Regions from separate parts of the Homo sapiens genome. Here region 2 is linked to region 1. Evidence: chromatin contacts called from ENCODE Hi-C or POLR2A ChIA-PET data. All regions are on one chromosome and are shown on one strand. Each heading gives the region's core, a stretch centred on a gene start or an enhancer-like site at or near the end of the contact. The rest is flanking DNA. Distances are from core to core; before and after follow the strand shown.

Region 1 (6,216 bases), core at 1,574-4,073:
TCAGTGGACTGAGTAAGGAAGATCCATTCTCACCCAGTGTGGGTGAGCACCATCCAATTTGTTGAGAGCCTGGAAGAACAAAAAGGCAGAGGGAAAACATTTTCTTTTCTGAAGCTGAGACACCCATGTTTCTCTGCCCTTGGACATTATTGGAACTCCAAATCCTTGGGCCTTCGGACATCGGAACTCCAGATGCTTGGGCCTATAACACTTACAATACAAGACATATTATAAGTGTTAAAACAGGGAGAGAGAGTATAAATAATTATGAAAATGAGTCTATTCTACTTTGAGGAGGGAGTCAAAAATACACTAGGTTGAAAGAGTAGAAAGACAGTCTAGATTTTAAGCACAGGACGCATAGAAAGAGAGGGCATACGGGAGGCTGAGGGTGCAGTAAGCCGTGACTGCAACACTGCACTCCAGGCTGGGTGACAGAGCAAGATCCCTACTCAAAGAAAGACAGGGCATCTTTGATGTGATTATGGGAAAGGATGTGGGGAGAGAGGTCACTGCAAATGAAGATGGAGAGGCAGGTTACAAGACAGGATCCTGGAGGACCTTGAATGCTGCCATTATCAAGGAGTTTGAACTTAGCATCTATGTGATTGGAAGAAACAGGATCAGATCAAGATTTTAAGAAAACACAACCAAGCTATATACACAACATGAGTAAATTTTACAAACACAAAGTTGAGAGAAGGAAGCGAGTATAAAAATGTGATTTCAAAAGTTCAAAAATAAACAGAACTAACAATATTTCTTGAGAATACACATACTTATGGTAAAACTGCAAACAAAAGCATGGGCATGACTACCACAGAAGTCATGATACTTGGAAGAAGGGATGGAGTGGAATAAGAAGAATATGACTGGAAAGAGACATTCAGGGATTTCTGGGATGCTGGCAATTTTTTGACCTGGGTGGTAATTACATGGGTGTTTCCTTTATAGTACAGTATATATTATATATAATTTTTGTGTGTGTATTCCATTTCACAATAAAAAGTTGAAGACATAGTTGGAAACATCCTGGAAAGATGCTGAGGGTAGGAGAAGTCTAGAGACAGGAAGAGAAATTAACAGCTAGTCACGACAGTACAGGCAAGGGAGAGCCTGAGTAATGTCACTGGGAGTGGGGACAGAAAAAAAGGTATTTGAGAATTACTTAGGAGTTAGGTCTTAGTGACCCACTAGAAATGAAAACTGCGGGAGAGAGAAGAGTCAAAAGTAACTGCCAGATAAAAGTTTCAAGCTTGGGAGATCAGATGACAGGTAGGGAAATATTAAGAGTAGCAGACTCAAGCAATTAAAAAAATTGAGATATGATTCACATGCAATACAATCTACCCTTTACAGTGTACAATTCAGTAGCTTTTAGTATACTTGCAAGGTTGTACAACCATCACCACTATTTAATTCCAGAATATTTTCATCACCCAAAAAGAAATTCCATACTAACTAACAGCCTTTCCCCAGTCCCTGTCCCCCTCCCCAGCCTTCATGTAATTTTAAGAGAATAAAATCTTGTGGTTAAACCCTGCCCCCTGCCTTTTTTTTTTTTTTTTTTAAATTGAGACAGGGTCTCAGTCTGTCGCTCAGGCTGGAGTACAGTGGCATGATCACAGCTCACTGCAACCTCAACCTCCCCAGGGTTGAGGGGATCCTCCCACCTCAGCCCCCTGAGTAGCTGGGACTACAGGCACATGCCACCATGCCTGGCTAATATTTTTTTAAAAAACCTGTCTTGACAGAGCAACAATGATATTCAACTGGTCTCAGCAGTTCAATCCCCAAGATCTTAATTTGCTTCTCTATTTCACAAAGTGGAGAGCTCTGGGGAAACAGAAAAGCTGCTTTTCTCAGGATATAGAGAGTAACATCCTGTTTCCTAGTTCTACCTTGGATAGGGACTCAAGTCAACAGAGAGAGATCAAGGGTGGCAGAGAGAGGTGTCTGGTTATAATGGCTTTCAATCAGTCCCAGTACGGTTCACTTTGGGGAGGGTTAGAAATGTGTGTGTGTGTGTGTGTGTGTGTGTGTGTGTGTGTGTGTGTGTGCGCGCGCGCCTGTGTGTGTGGTGGTGGCAGTGGTGGGGTAAGTTGTCACAATGATTGGAAAGCCTTACAGGCATTAGAGGGCAGAGGACAGGTATATTAACCTCAAACCATGCATAGGATAAAATCTCGCATAACAAAGAATTGTCCCACCTACAATTTCAATACACGCCTCTGAGAAATGTGGGGGTGGAGGGAGTGAGGGGTTGGGCAGAATTCCTATTATTTCTGCAAGTACAAAAACCAAAATGAGCCGGGTGCGGTGGCTCACGCCTGTAATCCCAGCACTTTGGGAGGCCAAGGCGGTTGGATAACGAGGTCAGGAGATCAAGACCATCCTGGCTAACACGGTGAAACCCCGTCTCTACTAAAAATACAAAAAAAAAAAAAAAAATTAGCCGGGCACGGTGGTGGGCGCCTGTAGTCCCAGCTACTCGGGAGGCTGAGGCAGGAGAATGGCGTGAACCTGGGAGGCGGAGCTTGCAGTGAGCCAAGATCGTGCCACTTGCACTCCAGCCTGGGCGACAGAGCAAGACTCTGTCTCAAAAAAAAAAAAAAAAAGAAAAAAAAATCAAAATGAAAGTTATGATCTGTAAGCGGGAACCAGGCCCAGGCCCAAGAATGTGTGGTTAAAAATAGCTTAGAGAACAGAAGATTTAAATGAGCTCACAGTGAAAAGGGTTATTAATGGAAACTCAGATATTAATAGTGATGAATCTCAGTTCACCAAGGCGAACCGCAGCCCAGGCCTGGTCGTGTTCCAGCGCCACTGTCCTTCAGTCTCTGATGTGTGTTACAGCTGCAGCTTCAGGTGTGGGAAAGAGCAAAGTTCATTGCCACAAACCCTGAGCCTCGTATCACCCATCAGAAAGAGTACCCTTGTGGGTATGTCCTACAGTTCATTCTAAAAAAATAAGAAGACCCATTAGGGAGCTCTCTACACAGGGGAAAAAAGTTTGATTTGTCTCCTTACTAAAGGTTTTTTCTTTCACTACAATGATTTTGTATGAAATTCTGCCACTGAAGAACCCTGTTAAAATTAGCAATTTACTTTCAAACATTTATTATGTGTGAAGCTCTGGGAAGCAGAGGCAACAAGATGGGACAGTTCTCAGATCAAAAGGGCTTCTGTTCTAGTGGGGAAGCTAAAATATGGGCACAACTTCATAAAATATACATCTGCCTATATAATGTACTGAGGTAAAAATAATTTACTAAATGAAAGTAAGTTTTTTCTTCCCCCCATATTTACTGAACACTTATTAGGTACATTTTATATACATGAAAGTAAGTTTTGGGGTCAGCTTCATTACTTAAGAGCTGCATAAAAATGAGCTCTTTCATATACCTAAGCCTCAGTTTCAATTATAAAATGAAGATGATAATCCTAACCAGGTTGTTACAAGAATCAAGTAAGGTAATATAAAGGTTGTTTTTTTTTCTTTCCCTAAAGAATATTATATATATAAACTTTCCTATAAAGTTCTATTACAGAAAAGGAAGAATTTTTATTTGATATAAGAACAGTTCAACAAAGGATAGAGCATTTGAACTGGGCTTCAAACATACGGTTAGGATAGTAAATGCATTACACCAAAAGTAATAAATTATTCAATAAGTTTTCACTGAGCCACTATAACATAACAACAAAAGCCTCTGCGTGCCAGGCTGTGGGCCAGGCAGTGGTGTTGGTACTGCTTATTATATTGCTTTTAAATTGCCTCCATGCATTTGTTTATTCATTAATTCTTTCCATAAATACATAAGATACAATTAGTTTACCAGAGTAGCAAGACACCTAGAAAGCCTGAGACAACTGGACTTGGAGCGAGGCGGTAGTTAGGTATGAGGCTGTGGGCAAGAAGAGGTGCCTACAGAAGCTCAATCCCACCAGGTCATACAGAGGCCAGAGCCCTGAGGCCCTGAGATGGGGTGAGAGAAACAGGTAAGAGGCAGAGCAGAGTTCTACCGACAATTTTACCTAACAAACAATGCCGTCCAGGGCTGGCTGTAGTGATAGACATCAGCTTCATGCCTTGCTGCAAATTACGAAGAATACCAACCTTCCTCCCATGTCTAGGCTTGAAAACAGCCCTTTTTCTAGGTCTGTGTCACAGGGCAGCACATTACATAAGATGCCCTGAACTGAGGGCACAACCAACTGAATGTTCCTGGTGTTTACTGTAAACTCTGAGCCAGCATGACCTGTGGAGTTTAAAAAAAAAAAAAAAAGGTAATTTCCCTACAGTTCTTCAATAAGAAAGTAAGAGGAAAACAAGAGGGAGATTCTGGGGTTTCTCCAAGCTGTGTGGTCTTTACCACCACCACCACCACCACCACCACAACAAAAACAAAATACAGTTACTTTGGGCCAGGCACTCTCCTAAGCACTTTACATATAAGAGTTCATTCCATCCTTACAACATCCTGTGAGTTGTTACTATTATTATCCCATTTTATTTTATTTATTTTTTGAGACGGAGTCTCGCTCTGTCGCCCAGGCTGGAGTGCAGTGGCACGATCTCAGCTCAGTGCAACCTCCACCTCGCTGTTTCAAGCAATTCCCCTGCCTCAGCCTCCCGAGTAGCTGGGATTACAGGTGCCCACCACCATGCCCCGCTAATTTTTTTTGTAGTTTTAGTAGAGACAGGGTTTCACCATGTTGGCCAGACTGGTCATGAACTCCTGACCTCAGGCGATCCAACTGCCTCAGCCTCCCAAAGTGCTGGAATTACAGGCGTGAGCCACTGCGCCTGGCCTATTATCCAATTTTAAAGATGAAGAAACTGGGAGGGTGAAGTGGTTAAGTAACTTAATTGTAGATATAAAGTTATAAATCGACAAAGCAAGGACTTATGACTCTGTCCTCTGGGCTCTTTTTGCTCACCAAGACCTGCCCCACGTGTCTCAGAAAAGTACTGAAACTTCTCAGATCTAGTGTCCTCAACTCCCATCAAGGGTGGCAGAAACGGGAACTAAAAAATATGTGTTTGTGTGTGTGTGTAATATAAAACATGATATACTGTTTCATGTTAATTCTTAGAGAATCTCTGGGTGGTGATCTATCAGTCCTTGGTCTGCTATTTATTGTGTGATCACCACATCTCAGGCAAGTTCCTTGGGCTAAGATTCATGAAGAAGGTGTCACTTGCTCTGTTCATAAGGTTGTCACGAGAATCTGATGTGTATAAGCCTTAGTGTATTCTTTGGGATCACTCTAAAGCTTTTTTTTTCCCAGCACTTTTTTTTTCAGTTCTTCACATGGTTTGGATCAATGCAGCTGCCAGATAAACAGCGTTACCTACCACAATAAAGCAAAGACTGAATCCGAATCCTAGACTGTTGAGAATATTAATGGCCACTCCTGTTTTACATGTCAAGCACCTCATATGATGCCTGACTCAGGGTTCAATGAATGGTTCCTTTACTTCCCCTCCTGGCTTTGTGCTTTTAAGGGTGAACTGCAAGGTGCTTGATGCTCCCAAATCCTGAGGCTAAGGAATAATCCAGCTAGGAACAGGACATAGAACTCTGGTATTGCCCCACCTCAGGATCACCAGGGATCATGTGCAAGACCCACAGCCTCCCTATGATTCAGTTTCTCCACCCCTCCAATAGGCTGATTCATTTGTTCAGGGTACACCATGGAGTCCAGCCAAATGCAAATAAACTGTCTATGGGGCATGTGCCAAGCTTTTCTGGGAGCAGGCTCATTACTGCCATAGTCACTACAACAAATAACAACAAAAGCCTCTAGGTGCAAATTACCACATATAATAAACTTAATTTAAGAAACACTGAAGAGACCCTTACTTGCATTTTAATTTACATAGCACCATTTATCACACAAGTGCCCTGGGGCCTCTACAAATTGAAAATAAGGTATCAGTACAGATTAGCTTCTACTATGCCTCAGTGATCCTACCAACTTAAATCCACCTACCAAAAAAATGTGAAGAGAGCACATGAAAGACTACAGAAAGAGTAATGGAAAAGAAGACACAGTCTGAAAAACATGGCAGAATTCTAAGTTCTAGTTCTAGCTGGGTTATTCAGCTAGTTAGCCTCTGGATGTGGGAGTGTCAAGTCCTGTGCAATTCACCCATAAAAGCACAAGGCCAGGAGGGGAAGTAAAGGAACCATTCACTGAGCCCTGAGT
Region 2 (6,216 bases), core at 2,194-4,693, 40 kb after region 1:
CAGGAATGAACCATCCAACTGGGTGATCTAAGGATTAACTGTCCATGTGGCCAAACGTTTAATTTAATCTTTCTGATGGACCAGCTATAAAAGAGAAGAAGAGCTCAGTATAAGACTCCTTATCAAGAGGGCACCAAAAAAAGTTGTATTTAAAGCTTTTGAGATACAGACCTAAGCAAATGGCTTGATATGAAACCCCTGGTTCTAGTTTCCAACATGCTTGCTGTGGCCAACTTCATAAGGTTGGGTTTGGAGATATGAATGTCCTCCGAGTGTCAACTACCATCTCACATTTTTATATCCTCCTCATAGGGTACAGCTGGGCGTTTTTATATGGGTCCAAACTGACATTGAAAACAATGCCAACATAATAAGGTAGAAAGAACATGGGCTTTGGAGTTGGGCAATCATGGACTTGAGCCTTGGTTGTACGATTTGAACAAGTTAATACTTCTGAGACTTCTTTTCTTCATCATTAAAATAAGGATAATTATCTTAGAACATTTATTTCTTGAGAAATAAAGTTCCTGATACATAATAGACACTTACCTAAAAGATAATCCCCATGTTAACCCTTGCTTCACACCATATACAAACATTAACTTGAACTGGATTATAGACCTAAATGTAAAAGCTAAAACATCTCCTACAAGAAAACATAGGAGAAAAATCTTTGTGACCTTTAAGTAAACAAAAAGCATAAATCATAAAAGAAAAACTGAAAACTAAGCTTCATCAAAATTCAAAGCTTTTGTTCCTCAAATGATACAATTAAGAGAAGGAAAGGGCATGACACAAACTGGGAGAACATACAGTTGAACCTTGAACAACATGGGGGTTAGGGGATGGCTCCCTCCCATGCAGTCAAAAATCCATGTACAACTTTTGACTCCCCTGAAACTTAACTACTATAAACAGTGGAATAACACATACTTAGTATGTTATATATTATATATTGCATTTTTACAGTAAAGATAGAGAAAAAAATCATAAGGAAGATTAAAATGTATTTAGTATTGATTAAGTGGAAGTGGATCATCATAAAGGTCTTTATCTTCATCTTGACATTGAGTAGGCTGAGGAGAAAGAGGAAAAGAAGAGGTTAGACTTGCTGTCTCAGCAGTGACAGAAGCAGAAGAGGTAGAAGGGGAGGAAGGGGAGGCAGGAGAGGCAAGCACACTCAGTGTCACTTTTACTGAAAAGAATCCAAGTATAAATGGACCCATGCAGTTCAAGCCCATTTTGTTCAAGGATCAGTTGTATTCACATGTTTTCACAGATTGAAGGAAATGTTTAATATATTTCTATCTTACAAAGAACTGGTATCCAGATCATAAAAGGAACTTGTACAACTCAGTAAGAAGATAAATGACACAATTTTTTAAATGGGCAAAAGATTTGAACAGATACTAGACAAAAGAAGATAGTATACAAAATGCCAGTTGGCACATGGTGCTCAACATCACTAGACATCAGGGAAACAAATGAAAACCACAATGAATACCATGACCTATAAACCCATTAGAATGACTAAAATTAAAAAGGCTGATCACACTAAGTGCTTCTGAGATTGTAAAGCAACTGGAAATCACATACACTGTTGATAGGAAAGTAAAACAATACAGTTTGGAAGTTTCTCAAAAAGTTTAACACGTATCTACCATATGACTGAGCCATTCAACTGCTGGGTATACCTGGGAGAAATGAAAATGTATGCTCCACAGAAAGATTTCCAAGTGAATGTTCATATCAGCTTTATTTAAAAGAGCCAGAAACAAGAAAGAACCCAATGTCCATCAATAGGTGGTATATCCACACAATGGAATACTACTCAGCAATAACATGGATACATGCAACAACATGGACACATCCAGAAATCACTATGCTGAGTGAAATAAGCTGCACAAAAAGTGTACATACTGTACTCCTATAAAATGCAAACTAATTTAGAGTGACAAAGAACAGAGGAGTGCTTGCCTGGGGCTAAGGGCAAAGGAAGGGAAAGACTGCAAAGGGGCAAGAGGAATCTTTTGGGGATGATGCCAATGTTCTACATCTTCAATGTAGTACTTGTTTCATGAGTACGGACAGACACCTATGAGACTCATTAAATGTACACAGATATAGTTCACTGTGTGTAAATTATCCTTTGAAGTTGATAAGGAAAAAAGTAATTTCCTTTGCCACTCCTGCTGCCACTGGAAACAAGTTAGCAAGCTACTACCTCCCATATCTCACGATCACTGGGAAAACAGGAAGCTGTATAGAAGTTGGTGAGAAAATGAGTGGTATTGCAAAAAACATTTGATTATTAATGAGGTGTCTGGTACTAAGTTACAAATCATCTTACTTAATTCTAACACTTTTGATGAGGTAGGCACTATTATCTCTATTACAGATGAGACAACAGGCTCAGAAAGTTTAAAGAACTCATTGAAAGTCACCCCGATGGTAAATGGTAGATTTGGATTCAACAATGTATGCTGGCATCAGACCAGATAAACTTACCTTCGAATGCTATTATTCCCTACAGTGCTTAGGGCATCCTCAGAAAGGAAAAGCCCTGATAGCCTAGGGACAAGAAGAGCTGCTAGAGATTTCCTTCATCAGGACTGAGAAATCCTCTCAAGTCAGGGAGTTTTTTTTCTTTTAAAAAATTTTTTTTAAGTCGGTGAGTTTTAGCAGCCTTTTTCAAAGCAGCTTGGGAGAGTGGGAGGTGGGGTACACCTCTGCTTCTGGAGCAGAGGAGAATCCTCTCACTTGGCTCCAGCATTTGCTGGTATTTTGTTAACTTTTGGCTCCTCCATGTTCACCCACCCACTGGTTTCCCAGAGTAAAAATGCCAAAATATCTTGGCTGAACAGGCGAATGGATCACAGATGACAGAGGTAAAAAAAAGAAAAAAAGAAAAAAAAAAGAAAGACAATCAAGAGGTTCTGTAATATGCTTCTTTTTAAAGGTAAAAGCAAATTGCACACGTCCTCATTCTTATTCTCTTTGAGTTGGCTGTCTTGTGAAACATTCTGTTGTCTATATTTTCATTCATCACATTGAAAAAAAAGTTAGGCAAATGGGTCATGCTGAAAGTTTAAGTAAATTTACCGTCTTCCTATTTCAGACCAGCTGTAGTCCATCTCCCCTGAAGCCTGGCCAACAGATCAAGGAGAACATGGCTTGAGCTGCAAAAACAGACCAGAGAGAGAAACCCTGGGAAACTAGGCTCTAGCGGGTAGCTCAGGAGGGGAACCCACACTGCAGAGGAAAAGTAAAGAGGCCTGGGTGCCGGGATTAACTCTAATCATCCGTGAGACTCTGGCAAGACATGCTCTCCCTCAGAACCTCCAAAGACTGGAGTGATCAGGTTTTTCAACTTTTAACAAAGGCCCAGCGTTTCTAACCAAATATAATCTCCCTAAACCCTCAGTTTCTCATGCACTTCCTCTTTGAGGATTGCTCTGCTGCCTGTTTATTCCTCAGAAACCAAGTTTCACTTTCTGAAATCTGTTATAAAGCCAGGCGACTTTTCATTGTTACACTATAAATTATGATACCAAATAAAAACTTCTAAAAAGTATATACAAGGATAATCTGAAATTCAGCCATAAGCCTGAGTGTGTGTCATTGAGAGTTAGGAACTAAATGCTCTAAAACAAACTGTGATGTTTTCTGGTTGTTCCTCATTTCCATTCCTGACTTAGCCTGAACTGCAATTTTACTAAAGCTCCTTTGCTTCCCCTTCACACACGTTAAGAATTCACCACAGGAACATGTGCTTTTGTGCTCATTGAACTAAAGCCTCCTCCCCAAACTATGCTCTGCCAAGTTGTTTCCGGTAAGCAACTTTGGAAAATAAAAATTCCCTAGACATTTTGAACAGTGGTTTGAGAGGAAGACACACAACCCGACAGGGGAACTGAAACATTCCCCCTTGTGTCCACTTCTGTCCTGGGAGGATGGGGGAAGGAAGTCGTGGAAGAAGCTTTTTAGAGGAAACAGACTCGCAGGACTTTTGCTGCAAACAATTGGGTACTGTATCCAGCTGTTGACCGAGGCAACTGTCAGCTCAAAACCATGCAGAGAACAAGGGAGCCAGAGTTCCTTCTCCTAAAATACGACAGGACTACACTTCTGTTTCACATGTCATAGCCTAGTACCTGTATTCTAGCCCTTGAGCCCATTCTCAGTATTAGAAGGGGCCTTCGGCATCATTTACCCAGTGGCCTTTTTTTTTTTTAATAAGTGGAATTATTTATTTCTACATACAAGATTTCGTATAGAAGCATAACATAGAAGTAAAAGCAGAACTGCTCTAGGGGGCAGGGGATGCAGGCAGAGAGCTCTGCCAGCTGAGCTACTGTCATCCCTTTCATCAGGCACCTCTCTGGATTCCCAGGTGGCCCTGGGTCTTTGTTTATAAGGTCTTTGTTGATTCTCAGCCTGGGATTCATGGTACTTGTGGAGAGTACAGATGAACACACAAATGACCATGCCCTTCATTTGATTCAGTAGAGGGGTGGTATGAGCTTTCGTTCTCACATCTTCTCCTTCAATAATCTCATTAACTCCCAGTGCTTCATTTACCATTTCTACGTGAAATAGTCTCACATTGTACATTTTTAGACACTATCTCCCTACTGAAAGCCAAGCATCTAAAGCATACTGCTGGGAGAAGACAAGCAGGGAGCTAGGTAAGTAGATAGGGAACTGGAAGTCTGGCAGCAGAATTCCAAGTGTTTGGTCCCCAAATCCAGGACCAGGACTCTAATTCCAAGGAGACTGGTGAGAGAAAAGAATAATGGGAGTCTTTAAAGAATCAAAGTACAAAAACTTGTACTTTGACAGGGACTTGACCAAAAGGAACCAAGCAAGAGCCAATTCTAAAAAGAATTGGGGGGCCAGGTCGAGCGCAGTGGCTCACACCTGTAATACCAGCACTTTGGGAGGCCGAAGTGGAAGGATCACTTGAGGTCAGGAGTTCAAGACCAGCTGGGCAGCACGGTGAAACCCCGCCTCTACTAAAAATACAAAAAATTAGCCAAGTGTGGTGGTGGGCACCTTTAATCCCAGATACTTGGGAGGCTGAGGCAGGAGAATCACTTGAATCCGGGAGGCGGAGGCTGCAGTAAGCCGAGATGGCGCCATTGCACTCCAGCCTGGGCAACAGGACTGAGACTCCGTCTCAAACAAACAAACAAAAACACACAACCACACAAAACAACTGGGGGCCAAAGTCAGACGGGGACTAGCTTTAAGGCTGACTTGATGCCGACTCCCAGAAGCCTGGATCAGGCTCTTAAATCTCATACCACGTCATCCCCGTTACATGCAGGATGACTTCACAGAACCCGTCATAAGGCACTAGAGGACAGAGCTCAGCAGGGCTTCACAGCTCGGCGTGTCTGTGCCCTGCTTGCCTAGCAAGTTGAAAGCATGTGATAAGCTGAAAGGATGCAGACCAGACACTCCTAACACTTTTTGGGTCACTCACTGAGAGACCAAATAGCCATTTCTCCCTTCACCCTTGTTACAGAATTCATATTTTGTTCAGAGGACTGGTGGAGATCTGATGTTATCAGGGAAGGTAAATCCCCTCCCTTTGCCCCAGGGGCTGAATCAAAAGCAATTATACAAATCCCATTCCTCATTGATGGGAATGATCTAGAGGTGGGCATGTGACCTATTGCTAGCCAAAAAAAACATAAGGGGTTTTCTGAGGGAAAGTGCCTGATTTTCCTGGTGACATGCTTGAGCCACTGAAAGAATGCTGAAACTTCCAGCCTCTTACTTTGCTAAATGAATATCAAAGTCCTTGTGATTTAAGTCACTATTAGTCAGATTCTCTGTTAACTGCAGCTAAAAGTTCTCCTGACCTGCTGACCCACTTGATAATCAGATTAAAACTGTGAGTCCTATATCCTGCAACCTCTATTATATGGGTACATAGAGTATTTTGCCTATAATTTTTTAAGGTTCACAGACTTCAGATCAAGAATCCTTATGCAAGACCAGTAGTCCTCAAAAAGTGGTCCCCATACCAGCAGCATGAGCATCATCTAGGAGCTTGTTACACGTGTATCTTCTCCAGCCCTACCCCAGATCTACTGAATCACAATCTCTGGGAATGGGAGCCAGGAGTGGTGGCATGCACCTGTAATCCCAGCACTTTGGGAGGCTGAGGTGGGCGGATCACTTGAGATCAGGAGTTGCAGACCAGCC

The links. Hi-C counts contacts between places; a loop is a spot of excess contacts on that map. ChIA-PET counts read pairs that join two places held with the same protein, here RNA polymerase II (POLR2A). Pooled maps may share reads with other maps.
Region 2: a loop to region 1 is called in a map of heart right ventricle, with 3 times the contacts of the local background. The contact joins two enhancer-like sites. A Hi-C loop is called at or near these places in 8 of 168 maps with a recorded cell type or tissue (B cell, CD14-positive monocyte, PC-9 and 5 more), 4 of 37 single-sample maps with no recorded cell type and 11 of 50 pooled maps. POLR2A ChIA-PET finds 5 or more read pairs at or near these places in 11 of 52 experiments (AG04450, IMR-90, K562 and 7 more).

The regions. Positions count from the first base shown.
Region 1 is chr11:78,307,913-78,314,128 of GRCh38, forward strand. The region is part of intron 1 of GAB2 (GRB2 associated binding protein 2); the gene reads right to left. All of the region lies in intron 1 of LOC105369402 (a long non-coding RNA gene), which reads left to right. Among named protein-coding and RNA genes, the nearest start is that of GAB2, 110 kb to the right of the region's middle. Within about 2 kb of position 2,824, at least 17 of the 41 ENCODE cell types and tissues checked have a DNase peak (open chromatin) inside an H3K27ac peak, as active enhancers do; they include B cell and heart right ventricle, where a contact is called at or near this core.
Region 2 is chr11:78,347,033-78,353,248 of GRCh38, forward strand. The region is part of intron 1 of GAB2 (GRB2 associated binding protein 2); the gene reads right to left. Among named protein-coding and RNA genes, the nearest start is that of GAB2, 68 kb to the right of the region's middle. Within about 2 kb of position 3,444, at least 17 of the 41 ENCODE cell types and tissues checked have a DNase peak (open chromatin) inside an H3K27ac peak, as active enhancers do; they include B cell and heart right ventricle, where a contact is called at or near this core.